2 separate regions of the Mus musculus genome follow, and region 2 is linked to region 1. A link is a loop called in an ENCODE intact Hi-C map of the cell type or tissue named here. Cell type or tissue: gastrocnemius. All regions are shown on one strand. Each heading gives the region's core, and the rest is flanking DNA. Links, peaks and the distances in the headings are about the cores only. Region 1 overlaps Gpr1 (G protein-coupled receptor 1). Region 2 has its middle 17 kb from the start of 1700039I01Rik.

What was found. Peaks named below come from ENCODE experiments on the same cell type or tissue, not always from the same donor. Only the 100,000 strongest peaks of a DNase experiment are listed, where the experiment ranks them.
Region 2: a loop joins it to region 1, with 3 times the contacts of the local background. A loop is called at or near these places in 6 of 42 quality-filtered maps.

The regions. Positions count from the first base shown.
Region 1 is chr1:63,189,528-63,192,443 of GRCm38, forward strand. All of the region lies in intron 2 of Gpr1 (G protein-coupled receptor 1), which reads right to left. Among named protein-coding and RNA genes, the nearest start is that of Snora41, 12 kb to the left of the region's middle. In gastrocnemius, for the core only: no CTCF peak of the experiment used is centred there; a DNase peak (open chromatin) is centred at 1,461.
Region 2 is chr1:63,234,505-63,237,420 of GRCm38, forward strand. It overlaps a transcript of Zdbf2 not described here. Among named protein-coding and RNA genes, the nearest start is that of 1700039I01Rik, 17 kb to the right of the region's middle. In gastrocnemius, for the core only: a CTCF peak has its summit at 1,545; no DNase peak of the experiment used is centred there.

The sequences.
Region 1 (2,916 bases), core at 318-2,817:
TGTTTCTCTAGGGAGTCTCAATACACCTGTCCATTTGGTCCTCTGTTCCCCTAAACAGTTTCATGCCTCCATTTTTAAAAAAAAATATTTATTCTTTTTTTGCCTTCATGCATAAATATGTGTACCATATACATGCCTGGTGCCATGGATCTCCTGGAACAAGACACTTGTGAGCTGGCATGTGGGTGCTGTAAATTGAATCTGGGTCCTCTTAGAGGATCATCCAGTACTCTTAACATCTGAGCCATTTCTCTAGTCCCTCATGCTTATTTATTTTGAGACAAGGTCTCAGTCTGTAGCCCTGGATGTCCTGAAACTCACTACGTAGACCGGGCTGACATGAACTCACAAAGCTCCTCCTGCCTCTGCTGCCTAAGTGCTGGGATTAAAGGCATGTGCCACCATTCCCAGCACGTACATGGTTTTAAACACTTTGAAAGATGTATTTATTGTATGTGTGTGGGTATTTTCCCTGCATGTACATGTTATGAACCATGCGTGTTCCTCATGTCCTGGAGGTCAAAAGAGGGTGTTTGATTCCCTGAAACTGAAGGTCCAGATGGCTGTGAGCCAGTCTGTGGATGCTGGGAGCCCAGGTTTTCTACAAGAGCTACAAATGCCCTTAGACACTGAGCCATCTCTCTAGACTAGCCACACAAACATTTTTATCTATTTGTTTTGTTGAGACAGAATTTTTTTTTTCTTTATAGCCCCTGGAACACACTTTGCAGTCCAGGGTTAACCTTGAACTCACATACCTAAAAACTTAAACCATGTGTACCAGTACACACTGACTGTTCTTCCAGAGGTCCTGAGTTCAATTCCCAGCAACCACATGGTGGCTCACAACCATCTGTAATGGGATCTGATGCCCTCTTCTGGTGTGTCTGAAGACAGTGACAGTGTACTCACATAAATAAAATAAATAAATAAAAACCCCACAAACATGCACATAGGCACATGCGTGGATTGATGCATGTATATGCATGTGTGTACTTTTCAGAGGCGAGGGGAGGTATGAATGAGTTGCGCAGGTGAACTTGGCAGTAAAAAGGAGTTACAATGGGCAGGACCAGGAAAGGAAAATGCATAGCAAGCAGATGTTAGGTTTTCAAACTCACATTTAAAGGGAATGGTATCATTTATTAAGTAGGCAGGTCAATGTCTTAGCTTGCAGTGATTGCCGATTGCCAGAGATGTAGGTTTCCCCAATTTGGAAGAGCATAATGCCAGAATGAGGTTGTCAGACCTGACTGAAAATAGGAAATAGCTACTCTTTTAGTCTAAAAACCATTTGTGCTACTGGAAGATCAGTAAATAATTCTGACTGTAATAAAAGCTAATAAAGATATTTATAATCATAAAACATTTGACTTGCCACTAAAATAGCTGCAAGCTGCAGCGTAGACAGGGATAGGGCCACCGGAATCTGTTCGAAACGTGTGGAAAATGCTTGGGACATTGCCAAGCTGGAGGAACTGGCTTTGACAGCCGCGGTCTGGTTGCCTGAGAATGTGAAAGGGCATATTCAGGGATTCAGTTGCCATGAGGGTCCAAGCGATCACATTCCTTGGCTACATTTATTCTCACACTGAAGCATCTGTTCAGTTCTGGGACAGACAGGAATTTACTGAATTAAGCACACTGGCTTCTGATGTAGTCAGGATTGAGTAGATGGTAAAGCTGGAAACTCTTTTTCCGAATAAACACATTTTACTATAAGACTTTTGTCAGCAAGTGTAGTAACAAATAGTCTACAAAACGCAGCAGACTTCAGGGAGAGGACATATGTTCAGACAGTAGACAAAACGTAGCCGCAGAGGGAGGGAAGCCGTTTTAGTTACCACTGTCTCAGCACTCAGGAAAACCAAGACTTGTAGAGTTTGAAGACAGTCTATGCTACCATGAGACCGTATGCTATCTCAAAAGCAATGCTTCCTTCTAGCAGACTGTGTAGTGCAGCTCAAGAGCTTGAGTTTTGTATCAGTGAGGGACATGGGTTTTCACAAACCATGGACGCGATGTGTTCTTAACAGACCTTCAAGGGAGCGTGGACCTTAACCTACTTTGACAGAGAAGATTCGATGCTCTTGACTTTTGTGCATGCTGACTGGAGAAAAAGAAACCCAACAGCAGACTGTTTATCCTATTAAAACCAAGGGTCGCCAGGCGGTGGTGACACACACCTTTAATCCCAGCACTTGGGAGGCAGAGGCAGGCGGATTTCTGAGTTCGAGGTCAGCCTGGTCTACAGAGTGAGTTCCAGGACATCCAGGGCTATACAGAGAAACCCTGTCTTGAAAAACCAAAAAAAAAAAAAAAAACACCAAGGGTCTTCAGCCAGGCATGGAAATGCATACGCTTAACACCCCCCCCCACCCCCTCCAACACCCTTCCCCCCAACCCCACCCCCCTGCACTCAGGAGGCAGGTGGTTCTCTGTGAGTTAGACAAAGGCCAGCTTGGCCTATGTAGATAGAGAGTTCTAGGCCAGCCAAAGTGACGTAGTTAGACTCTGCCTTAAAAAAAAAAAAGGGGGGGGGGCTGAAAAGATGGCTCCATGGTTAAGCGCACTGACTGCTCTTCTAGAGGTCCTGATTTCAATTCTCAGCAACCACATGGTGGCTCACAACAATCTGTTATGGAATCCAATGCCCTCTGCTGGTGTGTCTGAAGACATTGACAGTGTACTCACATATATGAAAGCAAGCAAGCAAGCAAGCAAGCAAGCAAGCAAGCAAGCAAGAAAGAAAGAAAGAAAGAAAGAAAGAAAGAAAGAAAGGGAAAAACAAAAAAGGCATTTAAAACCATGGGCCTTTGAAAGAATGTGTGTCTTACCTATGACTGAATAATAATAAGAAACGGAAAGAGAAATAATAACCAATCTATTAACACGACAGAAACTTGGATGAAACCC
Region 2 (2,916 bases), core at 242-2,741, 45 kb after region 1:
TCAGAAGGCAGAGATTGGTGGATCTCTGAGTTGAAGGCCAACCTGATCTACAGAATAAGTTCTGGGACAGACAGGGGTACACAGAGAACTTCACCTCTCTCCCCCAAAAAGAAAAAAAAAAGGAAAATAGGTTGTTTTGTCATATAATGTACCCTGATTATAGTCTTCCCTCTCTCTTCCCAGTTCTCATTTCCCATCTCCTCCTGTTCCACTCTTTCTGTGTCTCATTATAAAAGAACAGTCTTCCAAGAGATAACAACCAAACATGACAAAGTAAAATATAATAAGATGAAGCAAAAACTATCATAACCAAGTTGAACATGGCAACCCAGCAGGAGGAAGAGAGTCCCAAGAGTAGATACAAGAGTCAGACACCCACCTGTCTCTCAGTCAGGCGTCCCATAACATACTAAACTAGTAGCCATAATATATACATGGAGGACCTAGTGCAGACGCATGTAAGCCCAGCGCTTGCTGCTTCAGTCTCTGTCTCTGTGAGCGCTTATGTGCTTTGCTTGGCCAGAGGGGAATAGAGAACAGTGAGAACTTTCAAAGGCTGGAGAGGAGCTCTGGTAGTAACTGGGAGGGCACTTTAGGCAAAATGGCTCAGTGAGTAAAGCTGATTGCTGCCATACCTGACAACCTGGGTTCAGTCCCCAGAAACTACACTGAGAAGGAGAGAACCGACTCCCACAAGTTGTCCTTTCGCTCCATACTCACTCTGTGGCATGCATACACACACAAAACCATATACCCACAAAATAAATAAGTACGTACAGTTTATAAGTGGAGGGGTTAAGAAACTTAAGCTTGATGGATTTTTTTTTAATTGAAATTGATTCTATAGAGAGGGAAAAGAGATGCCTCTATCCCCCCTTTAAAAATTCAGTATTCATTCAAAAACACTGTAATCTGTCTTTCCTTCTGAAGAAACAGGCAGCATTTCTGAGATTCTTTGCTTCTTCTCTCCAGGCCCTGGAATGAGTAAACTCCATTCCAGTATCTAGTCAGGGTACAGCGTGTACAGATAAACTATGGCTGCTTGTGGCTGTTGACAGGTAGGCAACGTTTGTTACTGCAGTAGAATTTGACCTATCTGATTTAGGGATTGCTTTAATACAGGATGAAAATAGAAGATTCTTAAAGCAGATTTCAATCAACAAGACAAGATGGCAACACCTCTCTGGCCCAGAGTGAAGCTCACTGGCAGTGTGATAACTCCAGTGGGCCACAGATCCGCTGGTTTCTCTGTTCTCACTCCTGTTTTCTCAGGAGTGAAAGTGAAAAGCAGACCCCTTTAGGTAACTTCAGGATTCGCAGCTCTTCCCTTCTGGTCCCAATGATTTTCCCTTAGTCAACAGGTCCTAAAATCAGAGCAGAAGGAGCCACCGAAGAAGTGCTTGCTGCATGAGGCATGTGGAACTTTTTAACGCCCGCCCGCCCCCGGGTGCAATGGAGGAGAGTGGCCAACTGGCAGCTTTGACCTAAGTCATTTTTGGGAATGCCAGATTAAAATTTAAGAACTCCTTCCCCATCTTCAGGCAGGATCTGGAACTTTTTTTCTCTGATTGAACTTGGAGTGTTTGGCACCCCAGTATGTAGGGCAGTAGGTTTCTTTTGTCTATTTGATTTTATATGTATGAGTGTAATGCCTGCAAACTGGTGCACCACATGCTTGCATGGTGTTCTTAGAGGTGAGAAGAAGTCATCAGGCACCCTAGAGCTGGAGTTACCAATGGCTGCGAGCCATCTTCTGGGAGCTGGGAACTGAATCCAAGTCCTTTGCAAGAGCAGCAGGTGTTCTTAACTGCTGAGCCATCTCTCCAGCCCTCTCCTTTTTGGCATTTTTGTAGTATTTCCTTTGGGTCTATTTCTATCTTCCTATCTCCCTGTCTCCCTTCCTTCACCTTCACTCTGTCACCCTCCCTCCCCCACTCAATTAAAGCCTTTCCCCTCTCGTGGGGCTCTTTCTATCTTTCTGACCTTTACCTATACTCACTCCCACAGAAATACACATATGTAATAATTAGAAGCTAAGATTCTCATATTGGAAAGGATGTGTGGCATTTGTCTTTCTGAGTCACTGTTACCTCACTTAATTAACATTTCTCAACTCCATACATTTTCCTGTATAGTTCAGAGTTTCGTTTTTCTTTATGGCAGAATAGAATTTCACTGTATATATGGACCAGGTTTAATTATCTGTTCCTCTGTTGATGGACATCTGGGTCAATTCCTTGCTGCTATAAACAGACCAGAAGTGCATAGAGATCTGCAAGTATCTGTGTGGTAGAAAGTGGCCATTTATTTAAAGATTTTTATGGGCTCGGTTGAAGATAGGAGATGGCAAGTATCAAATGAGAGCGGGCAAGGTGCAGAGGACACACGGGAGGGCGGGTGGTGTGTTACTCAGCTCACTCTCACTGCTGCTGCCCTGGCTGCACTGAAGAGGAGAAGGGGCTGCAGTAGATGTAACGTTAAAATAGACTTGCTCCATCAGTAACCCCTGAGATGGGAAGAGGATTGAGAACCATTGCAGATGCATCCGGGTCTTTCATCTCTGACTGTCTAGCTCCTCATCAGCCTCTTGGCTCCTCAGGTCTTCAGGGACTGTGACTTGGGATGTAGGCACGTTTCTAGTATTATTTTGCTGCCCTCTTCCAAAGATGTAGGGAGTTGATGCCAAAGATGTAGGGAGTTGATGCATGTGGCAGATTTGAATGAATATTTAGCGCCTAGAGTTGGCGTCCTATAGCCAATATTTCGTAACCTCTCTCCCAAAGAGTCTTTCTGTTTATCTTATACAAAACAGCCTCCCACTCTAAGGTCACCTGCCTCTTCTGTAGCTGGTCACCTTGGCCAGCCTTGCCTCAGGCCCAAGTGCTTTCATTGGGGCTTAAAGTCCCAGTGCCATTT